2 separate regions of the Homo sapiens genome follow, and region 2 is linked to region 1. A link is an interaction called in ENCODE POLR2A ChIA-PET data of the cell type or tissue named here. Cell type or tissue: K562. All regions are shown on one strand.

Region 1 (2,500 bases):
ACAGTGCTTAGCATGTAGTAGATGCTCAGTAAATGTTGAATAAACGGATGAAGCATTCTGTGGTTAGTGCAGATCTTGGAGGAGGAGGCATGAGAGTTTCAGTCCCTTTGCTTTCCAAGTGGACAGACACTACCTCTGGCTCACTCAGTGTCTATTATGGCTCTATACTGGTGCTGCTTCTGAGGTCCTGAGGCCATCTATTTTGTTTGTGAAAAAGTTCTGGCCTTGCCTTATGTCCCACATTCCCCAGGGGATTGTCAGCTCCCTTTGTGAATTCTGAGCAGGATGTCCAATCACTGAAGGGTGAGAAATACGATCTTATGGTTTAGGACAGAGCAGAGGAAAGACAGGATGAATTTATAATAATCAAATTGGTGGGTTGCTGGGTGGGCAGTGAGAAGAGAGAGAAGAAAACTATTAGTGATAGACTAAGGCAACTGAGAGAAAACCTGTGGTATTCCACATTTATTTACTCATTCATTCACCCCTGAAACATTTATCAAAAGCCTACTTTGGGCCAGGTGTGGTGGCTCACACCTGTAATCTTAGCACTTTGGGAGGCCGCAGTGGGAGGATTGCTTAAGCCCAAGAGTCAAAGTCAATACTGGGCAACACAGAGGGACCCCATCTATACAAAAAATGAAGAAAAAAAACTAGCCGAGCATGGTGGTGAATGCCTTTAGTCCCAGCTACTTGGGAGGCTGAGACTGAAGGATCACTTTAGCCCAGGAGTTCGAGGCTGCAGTGAACTATGATCTTGCTACTGTACTCCAACCTGGGCGACAGAGTGAGCCTGTCCCTTAAAAAAAAAAGAAAAAAGAAAAAAGAAAGCCTGCTTTGTAGCAGGCTAGAGACAGCATATATCAAAGTGTTCAGCTTACCTTATACCAAGTATTAAATCCTGGACATTAAAAAAATGTTAGATTGTGCTGGGCACAGTGGCTCACGCCTGTAATCCCAGAACTTTCGGAGGCCGAGGTGGGCAGATCACGAGGTCAGGAGTTTGAGACCAGCCTGACCAACACGGCGAAACCCCATCTCTACTAAAAATACAAAAATTAGCCTGGCGTGGTGGTGCATGCCTGTAATCCCAGCTACTCCGGAGGCTGAGGCAGGAGAATCGCTTGAACTTGGGAGGCAGAGGTTGCAGTGAACCGAGATCGTGCCACTGCACTCCAGCCGTGGCAACAGAGCGAGACTCCATCTCAAAAAAAAAAAAAAAAAAAAAAGTTAGGTTGTTATAAAAACATTCAGGAAATAACTATATAGCACACAGTGGTGCTTAAGAACCCTGAGGCTGGGGCCTCCCTGCCTGGGCTTGAATCCCAGCTGGGGAGAGTCACCTGATAGCATCTCCTTGTGCTGACTAAAGCTCCCTGTTCTGTAAACCTGATATATTAGCACCTACCTTCTAAAATTCTTGTAAGGATTAAATAGTTAATACACATACAGTATCTAGAATAATGCCTACCACATAAAATGTGTTATATAAGAGCTAACTGTTATTGACATAATTATTAAGGGCCAGAATAGTTCATTGAGATTATCCTCTAAATTTCAATAAAATTTTGGATATCTCATTTTCCACATTGCCTTACTACCTAGACATTTTCATAGTAACAGCCATGTACGTACATATCTATCATACAGCTTGAGCTATTAAGAACCAACAGCTCTCTTCTTATTAATGTTACTTTCCTTTTGTTAAATGATTACCATGGCAAAGAGCTGTTTTCTGCCTTTGAAAAATCAGCTTCACTCCAGAGGTTACCAGAACAGAGAAGAAAATCTGATAGGTGGGAAACCTTTGAGCCCCTAGATGGATAATTCAGAGGGCAGGAAAGCAGCTGCTTTTGTTTCAAATTAGGTTGATATAAATGAATTCCTGCCTGAGATTTCAGTGCTTTGGCAGATCAATGGGCTCAGGAATCAAAGGCATCAAAGGTGATGTTTCTAATGTGAATGTATGAGCCTTTTAAAACACTAATTAAAGACTGTCCCTCGTTTGTTTTATTGTGCAAAAATAGCAGCATCATGAAAGATTCTTTTTTGAGGGTTAAAAAAAAATCCATTGATTAGAAAGATACAGTAGAAAGGTTGAATACATTATTTTCACTTTTTTTTTGTCTTTTTGTTTTTTTTTTCCTTTTTCTGGAGAACGGGGTCTTGCTATATTGCCCAGGCAGGTCTCGAACTCCTGGGCTCAAGCTATCCTCCCCCCTCTTGCCTCCCTGAGAGCTGGGATTACAGGCGTGAGCCACCGCACCCGGCCTATTTTCATCACTGAATACAAGAACCTATGCGCTGTCCCCTCACCCCTAACACCCCCAGTCGAAGTGTCCCATAATCTACCTGCATTGCTTGGACCCCTGAAGTACAGTTCATTTGTACAATTAAGATTTGTTAGGCTGAGGCAGGAGAATCGCTTGAACCCGGGAGGCAGAGGTGGCAGTGAGCTGAGATTGTGCCATTGCACTCCAGCCTGGGCAACAAGAGCAAA
Region 2 (2,500 bases), 390 kb after region 1:
AAAATGTTTATGCTGCATATTAAGTAAAACATCAGGAGAAACTGATGTCCTGTAGCTAAAGATGGTCTGAACCATATCTAAATATAAGATTGTACTATATAGGCTTTTTTGGGTTGCAAGGAACAGAATCACATCAGATTATATTTTGTGATGAGGGTTTGCTATGTGGATTCTTGGCAAGTGTGAGAGCCCAGAAACCCCCCATCTACTCCTTGGATAAGTGGAATGTTATTTGTAGAATTCATGGCTGTGACCCATCTTCTCTCTTTAAATATCTACTACTGATGTTTCTATCACTGTTACTGCTGACCTCCCTTTGATTACCTCATAGCTGTGCTTACAAATAATATTTGCACTGATCTACTCTCCTTGTCCCTCTCTGTGGGTCTCCCATTTAAACTCCTTGAGAGAGAACCCAGTGGGTTGAGTAGTCACTGGCCAACATAGAGCGTCCTTGGACAGAGTTCCTGTCTAAGTCATCTTATAAGGTGCAGCTGCTAGTTTTCCTTGTCTGCCCTGTAGATGATTGTCCTTGACACAGTTGCTGATCCCTTGTCTAAGTGGCTGAGTGTGTAGAGTCTTAAGATACAACACTTAGAAATTTATGAGGCATTGTGTGTGGCCAAATTGCCTGGAAGGGAACTTTGAGTGTGGCAGGCCATCAAAGTGTCTAGGATACAGTTGTTCTTCAAAATAGCTAATTACTTCCAATTTTGTTAAAAGTAAGGGCAAGGAGACCATAACCTTGCCCTTAGTTTGAAGAATGGAGTCAGCATGTGGAGGGATCTCTAAACCCATTTTTTTTTCTCCTACAAATCAACTAAGCTTGTTATATTCCTTGAAGAAAGCCAATTGATTAAATAAAATATTTAGAAGTTTCAGAAGAGTAGGCATAAAAGTTTCTTATAATCTACCACAAAAGTCAAAGAATTATAAGTATGAATCAGGAACATCATTCTGAACAGCAGCTTGCATGTGTGGTATATTTTGAAGAAAAGATTGCTCCTTTCAATTTTCTGAAATCTGTTTTTAAACATTTTTTGTTTGTTTTTTTACCAAATATATATTTTTTTTGCCTTTGCTTGTTTCTAGGAATTCCATATAAGCAACTGACTGTTGGAGTCCCCAAAGAGATATTCCAAAATGAGAAGCGAGTGGCATTGTCTCCTGCTGGTGTTCAGAACTTGGTCAAGCAGGGTTTTAATGTTGTCGTGGAATCGGGTGCGGGCGAAGCTTCCAAGTTCTCAGATGATCACTATAGAGTGGCAGGTGCCCAAATCCAAGGGGCAAAGGAAGTGCTGGCTTCTGATTTGGTGGTCAAAGTAATTATTCCTTTTTCCTCTCCCATTTACAGCATGCTGACTTTTTGAAATCTTTTCATAGAAAAATTAAATTACTTTATCTGGAGTTACACCTTTTCCTATTTTCAAACAGTGTATTTTTCTCAAAGAAATGACTGCATGTCGTCATATTCTTCATGCTCCAGTAAAACTTTTATCAGACAATATGATCTATGTTTAACCATGAGGAGAGAAAAAGTGATCTTCATTTTTACATTTGCTATATGGACATTTTCTTTTAATTGGCTAGGAAAAATTTGTTCTACATGGTCCATATATATCCAGAGTACCCACACGTGAACATTTACTGCTAGAATGGAAAGAAGGTATGGAACTTAGTCTGGGACTAAATGTTCAGTGATCTTCTGACACCTGAAGGCGCAATGACTTACACTGACATACGTGCTATTTCTAGAGAGGGCATGACTATTTTGGAGAAAGCAGCTTTGGGCTGAGTGGCGAGTAGCTTTACCTACTCTAAAATAAGTTCTTAAGGTAATATATAACAGAAATCTATATACTAAATGACTTGAGAATTAAAATATTAAATAAAAAATCCTTTAGAGAAAGGGGGAGAGACTGTATCAAGGGTCTAGCACAGATGATAACTAGAGTTGAGCATTAAATTAAATGCTAAGCCTCCTGCAACCAAAGCAAACAGGGAAGTAACTCATTTTTTCAGGAGATACAGCTTTTTTCTACATTAATTTCTATGAGGTATCAATCACATAGTTTTTTTATTTCCTTACATAAAGCCCACTGAATAACTTGACAGGATCCTAACACTTGACAGGTGGTTTTTGCTAAAGTTACAAAACCAATTTTTGCTATTGAAAGTTAATAGTAAAATTTGTGGCATGGGGGTTAACTGTAACTCAGCTAAAGCTTTTTAAAGGTTTAAGTTTACAAATACTTGGTGATATAGCTAGATATATAGTAAAATTACTTAGAGAAAAAAGAAGAGTATAATTCATTCTCATATATATTCTAGGGATCATCTTTTGAGATGTCTTGAAAAAGCCCTATAAGGGTGTGCTTACATTTTGGAAGTGCTATGTGTTCCTTTTAGGGATTCACAATGTATATAAGCAGTTAATGGTGTGCTCAGAAATCCTATAACATAGAATATTGTATGACTTTATACAGTACTAGCATTAACA

What was found. Peaks named below come from ENCODE experiments on the same cell type or tissue, not always from the same donor. Only the 100,000 strongest peaks of a DNase experiment are listed, where the experiment ranks them.
Region 2: POLR2A ChIA-PET joins it to region 1 with 6 read pairs; 2 of 35 experiments call an interaction of 5 or more read pairs at or near these places.

Annotation. Positions count from the first base shown.
Region 1 is chr5:43,221,932-43,224,431 of GRCh38, forward strand. All of the region lies in intron 1 of NIM1K (NIM1 serine/threonine protein kinase), which reads left to right. Among named protein-coding and RNA genes, the nearest start is that of NIM1K, 31 kb to the left of the region's middle. In K562, no CTCF peak of the experiment used is centred here; a DNase peak (open chromatin) is centred at 1,344.
Region 2 is chr5:43,611,816-43,614,315 of GRCh38, forward strand. NNT (nicotinamide nucleotide transhydrogenase) reads left to right here. Exons shown (of 22, transcript NM_182977.3): 3 at 1,093-1,322. Among named protein-coding and RNA genes, the nearest start is that of NNT-AS1, 9.8 kb to the left of the region's middle. In K562, no CTCF peak of the experiment used is centred here; no DNase peak of the experiment used is centred here.